Regions from separate parts of the Mus musculus genome. Here region 2 is linked to region 1. Evidence: chromatin loops called from intact Hi-C (ENCODE). Cell type or tissue: heart. All regions are shown on one strand. Links, peaks and the distances in the headings refer to the core of each region. The heading gives the core; the rest is flanking DNA. Region 1 overlaps Gm10509 (predicted gene 10509). Region 2 holds the start of Zfp51 (zinc finger protein 51).

Evidence for each region. Peaks named below come from ENCODE experiments on the same cell type or tissue, not always from the same donor. Only the 100,000 strongest peaks of a DNase experiment are listed, where the experiment ranks them.
Region 2: a loop joins it to region 1, with 5 times the contacts of the local background. A loop is called at or near these places in 2 of 42 quality-filtered maps.

What each region holds. Positions count from the first base shown.
Region 1 is chr17:21,686,252-21,689,174 of GRCm38, reverse strand. It overlaps Gm10509 (predicted gene 10509), which reads right to left. Exons shown (of 6, transcript NM_001354753.1): 4 at 1,248-1,374. Among named protein-coding and RNA genes, the nearest start is that of Gm10509, 7.8 kb to the right of the region's middle. In heart, for the core only: no CTCF peak of the experiment used is centred there; no DNase peak of the experiment used is centred there.
Region 2 is chr17:21,448,142-21,451,064 of GRCm38, reverse strand. Zfp51 (zinc finger protein 51) reads right to left here and starts at 691. Exons shown (of 5, transcript NM_009558.4): 1 at 644-691. In heart, for the core only: a CTCF peak has its summit at 1,193 (motif pointing right); a DNase peak (open chromatin) is centred at 774; H3K4me3 peaks cover 1,014 bases; H3K27ac peaks cover 913 bases.

The DNA of each region.
Region 1 (2,923 bases), core at 330-2,829:
ATCCTAATTCAGGGGCAATAAGGAACAACATCTCCTTTTTTCATTTTTAGTGTTTTTATTAAAATAAAAACGTAAAGGTCAACATTAATATCATTTGGTAATGTACACATAGAGCCCCAGGCCTTGGGAAGTGACTTGTGAGGTTTGAATGTTTGTGGCCAGCCTGTACCACATGAAGAAGTTAAGACCAATGTGGGTTTTATCTCAAAGAAAAAAACAAAGTACCACTTGGGTTGAGCAGTCACCCAGGTATATGTCATATGGGCTACTGATGACCATGAAGTAATATTAAGTAGGTTAGAGTGGTTTGTCAGAGAGTCCCAGGGATCCATTTCTTCTAATAGTTACAACAGGTAAGATGCATTCTGGGACCAGGCCATTATACTAGGCTAAATGATTGGGAATCATTTTAAGTGGGACTGAATATAGCAAAGCATTTCCAGCTCTTGCTTTCCCTTTCACTCTAATCGTTCACTCTTGCCTGCTTACTCACTAGCTCACCCTATTTGTGGCTTGTCTCTCCTCTCCACATTCCAGGGCAATCTAATTTTTTTCCACACCAGTGACCAGGCCTATCTTGCATATAAGAATCCAGGTGTTCTGTGAGGTACCTATGACCCATGCTAGACACTTTAAGAAAGAATACAGGTGTCTAACATAGTACTCTGCTCAGTACATGAAGAGAATACAAAGTAGAAGAATCCAGGAATGAATTCCCAGTGATATTTTCTTTCAGAATCTTCAGCACATTAAGGGAGAATTTTTTTTTTAAGATTTATTTATTTATTATATGTAAGTACACTGTAGCTGTCTTCAGACACTCCAGAAGAGGGAGTCAGATCTTGTTACAGATGGTTGTGAGCCACCATGTGGTTGCTGGGATTTGAACTCTGGACCTTCGGAAGAGCAGTCGGGTGCTCTTACCCACTGAGCCATCTCACCAGCCCAAGGGAGAATTTTTAATTCACTTATGTTGAGTTTTTCTCACAACTAATACCATGTAATTACAATGATGGACATGGAGATATGGGATAAATATTATACAATACAGAAATAAAATGAAGGGTACATGGCGCCTCTAAACTAGAAAATGGAAAGAAAAAAATAAAACACCATGAAAAAGTTCCTTTCTCTATCAGACTTTCCCTAATTTGATGTCGTTTTCAAATAGCTTAACAGAGTTTACTACTGTTAAGGTCAATATATAGAAAGGATGAGTGGAAGTTCTACAAGAAAAATGTTCTCACCGACAGAGACCAGGTTGCTGTAATTCTCCAACATCACATCAATGTACAGAGCCCTCTGAGCAGAGTCCAGGCATTCCCACTCCTCCTGGGGGAAGTCCACAGCCACATCCCCAAATGTCAACAGACACTGAAACAAAAACGCACAGTGTGACCATGTGATGCTGGGCACAGTGCTTTTCTGGAAATAGGAAGATGGGATGTAGATGAACAAAGACCATTACTTAGTGAGATGATTTCTCACGTACTCACACTCTGTAATGAATGTTCTACCTCTGTGAAAGCAGGATGACACAATAGTCTCACAAGCATGTCCATGAAACAGGACACACAATTGAGGTCTGGACATGATTATCTATCTGTTATGGACACTTTATGTCCCTCAGAATGACAGTGTGCATGTCTCAGAAGGACAGTTCGTGATGAGTACACTTGCTTTAAAATGCTATACCTGAAAATCATGCTAAACTATTGACATTGAATCAATCCTGTCTGTACTTGGGTCTTATAGAGAAACACAGATGTGATGACATGTATGTATGTGTGTGTGTATACATACATACAGTTTCTGTCCATCAAAGGGAACAATTAGCAGGGCACACAGACACCCACAGAAAAAGAGAAAATCTGTATTAGTGACACTCTAGATAGGGGATCATATCTAGAATTTAACAAGAATTACAGAAGTTAAATACCAAGGTAATAAACTGCCAATCAATAATAGGCAAAGGATGTAAATAGACACCTTGAGAAGACAAACACCCAAATGGTCAATAAATATAGAAAAAAAGTATCCAGTATTCCTAAAACTCCATCAGAGAAACACAAAATAAAAGTACTTTAAAATACTGCCTTACCACAGGCAGAATGGCTGTCATCAACTACTCTGACAACAGAAGTTAGAGAGGATGTGGAGAGAAAGGAAGCCTTTTTTCACTGTTGGTGTGTGTGTAAGAGAGAGTGGGTACAAATTAATATACTCAAATGGAAATAATTTTGAAGAGTATTTAAAAAATAAAGGTAAAATTAATGTGTGGCTCTGCAATTTCTTTCCTGGGAGCATACCTAGAGAACTCTACATTCCACTCTAGATTATTTACACCCCATGTTTACTGGTGCTTTATTCACCATTGCAAAGAACTAATCAACCTAATTGTCTACCACCACATGAATGGATAATGAAAATGTTACACATATAAAATGGAAACCTGCCCAAGTAAAGAGAGAAATGTAATAGTAATTTGTAGGAAAATAACTGGACTTAGAATGTGTACTATTAAGTGAGGTCATACATTGCCAGAAAGAAGAAAACATATTTTCCCTCATATGCACAATCTATGTAACAATATTTGCTTATGGAAACCATGTACATGTGGACACAAAAGAACATGGAGAAAAGAGAACAAGAAAGATTTAATATCAGGGGTTGAGATAGAGCTGAATGCAGGTAATGACCACCAGTTATATGATATAGTGCTAATTGCTTTTCTAGTTCTAATACATATGTTTTTTTTTCTTGTAATGCCACACTTTTTTGGTTTTTGGTGGTGGGTAAGTACATCAAAACATATCAGATATTGAAACTGTTAAATCAAATGAGTCTCCAGAATTTTTATTCCCAGTGACTAATTTAACCATATAAAAGTTCATTTGGTTATACAGATTTTGGGTCTGGTTAT
Region 2 (2,923 bases), core at 248-2,747, 240 kb after region 1:
TGACAATCACTTCTAGTTATATTTACAACTATATCTACGAAACTCGCAACAAATATACGCTGAGATTCAGTTACATTTCCAGCCATTCCTTTCATGAGTAATAGCTAAAAGCTCTCTGGGGATGTTAAGTCACCAAGTATGTCCTGGGTATAACAGTGGAGTTAGCATGGATGTAAGTAAATTTAAAGAGCTTTATCCTTTATCTCAACAAAGAGAACTGGTTTGCAAACTTCAGTAGATAAACTAAAATATTCTACTATTCTACTATTTTGAATATTTTGGCAATCATTTGGTCAATGAAAAACACATCAGGATTATTTCAGTTTATATGCACTAAAATATATCGAGCCAGCTTACTTATGAACACCAGAAAAACTGATCACGCCCTGCTCTCTTCCGGCCCCTTCCCAGCCCCGTAGCTCCTTTGACTTGGGAGGTTTCTGAGCTATGGTTCCAGCTGCTGTGCTGCTGACTCTCCCAAGATGCCCCGCGCGGCACACGGCTGGCCGGCGTTTTACCTTCCCCTAAATTCCTCCCCGTTCTGCTATCCCAGGTCTACACTACGCGATTCCCTACGGTGCAGGGCCGTGAGCTCTGGACGTGAACAGGTCGTTAACACTTTTGGCTTTGGTTCTCAACTTACCTGGCTTCACTCACCTAGTTTCCCAGCTTCCGCTCACGTCACTCCTCTAACTCCTCCCACTCAACACTTTTCTACACTTCCTGGTAACGTCCAATGTGCTTGCACCCTCCGTTTCCGGGTGAGTGGCCCTGCCCCGCGGAGACCCGTCCCTCCCACTTTGTCTCTGGCTGCCTTCCACACAGGCCCAGCTGTCAGCTCGCCCAGCCTCCCCTCATGCTTGCTGCTAGCTAGACCAGAAGTGGATCTGGTAGGACTTTGCACCCCGATATCTGACCCCCATAGTGAGTTCAGAACCATTTAGATAAATGACCGGAAGCCTAACACCTCCTGGACTTCCAGCCGCTGGAATACATACTTTGTACCAAACAACAACAACACAGGCTAAATTCAGAAGCCCAAGTCCCATCCCCAAAACACAAACATGAGAAGCCAAAAGCAAATCCTAAAATTTTGACTTGGGAGAGACTTTTAAAGAACTTGGAATTTGAAAAGAAATAGGTGTCTCAAGAATTCAGTGGCTCTTTGCTATCCGCCCAGGGCCGAATTCATCCTGTGCTGTACTGATGTTACCACTAGATGGCGGTCTGTCATTTTACTAACTCAGAAAGGAGTTAGTCTTGTGATTTATGCTTAAAGTGAGAAAAACCAATTCTTTCTTTCTTTCTTTCTTTCTTTCTTTCTTTCTTTCTTTCTTTCTTTCTTTCTTTCTTTCTTTCTTTCTTTCTTTCTTCCTTCCTTCCTTCCTTCCTTCCTTCCTTCCTTCTCTCCTCCCTTCCTTCCACCCCTCTATTTATTTATTTATTTATTTATCTATTTATCTCTTTCTCTCTTCCTCCCTCCCTCCCTCCCTCCCTTTTTTCTGGAGTGTTGAATGCAGAGACCTTAACTTGCACAGATGCAAAAAATAAGGTATATGGTTCTAGTCTTAATATAGTCAGTTACTAGTTAGTTCATCTAGCTTGGTGAACACCAAAGAAGAGGTGGTTAGGATATAAGAAGGAAAAGAGGAGAGGATGGGCTAAGACACACTATTCTCTAGACTCCATACAATTATTGTAATCAGTAACCAACAGCAGCTGTCTTTATGTTCACTGGCCTCACACAAGACCACAGTCATTCTAGGAACTGGAACAGCTCACTTTACCTCCCAGAGGTTGGCTATGGATAGATTGTAGGAGAATAATCACTACCTTTAGTTGTCATCTTGTGCTGAGCACATCAGGCTCCAACACATAGCTCCTATCTTACTGGGTCCCTGGCAATATGAATAGAGATGAACACAATCGAGAGGTTTGTTGGAATTGTAAATCAGAAGAGCAGAGTTTTAGGAGTGGAATATGTACTTTATATCAAAAGTATACCAAAATATTGGGCAATACTTGATGTGGACATACAAATGCAATATGCAAGTGTGAAATAGCTAATAATAGAAAACTTGGGGGAGGTCATTCATTCACTCACTCATTCATTTGAGAAAGGTTTTCTTTGTGTAACACAATTATTAATGAAGTGTGCTACCATGCCCAGTTCAAAAAACATTTTTTTAAAAGAAACATATTTATTTCTTTTACATGAGTGCTCTATCTACATGTACACCTGCATACCAGGAGAGGGCATTGGATCCCATTACAGATGGTTGTGAGTCATGATGTGATTGTTGGGAATTGAACTCAGGATCTCTGGAAGGCTACACAGTGCTCTTAACCTCTGAGCCATCTCCTGAGCCCCTCAAAGTTGTTTTTAAATTACATCAGTCTATAATTTCTTTTTAATTGTATCAGTATCGGGTGGAGGACTTCTATTTGTTAAATTGTTTGATTGTTTTTGTTTTTTATTTTGTTTTTGCTTTTCAGAGCCAGGCTGTCCTTGAACTCACTAAGGTCAGCCTACTCTGCCTCTGAAATGCTAGGATTAATGGGATGGTCCACCAAGACTGGCTCAGAATCTGGGTTAGTATCAGGTAATAGTTAAGAGTCAGGAAGTTTTTCTCTTTTGTATCAATAAGTGGTAGCTGTTAAGTCACTTTGAAATTGGTTTTTTGAAATAAAATCCTGTCAATCTTGTTGTGGGGTTGTTTCAAAGATGGCATTTTATGCCCAACAGTGGGTAGGGGGAACTACCTCCAGTAGATAGAGGTGGAGGGACAGGCTTGCTGACCTTCAGTAAAAATTTTTGACCAAGAACTGTTCCTATTTAAAAGGAATGCAGGGGCAAAAATGGAGAAGACCGAAGCCTAGCATGGCTCTCCTCTGAGAGGCTCTACTAGTAGCTGATTGAGAC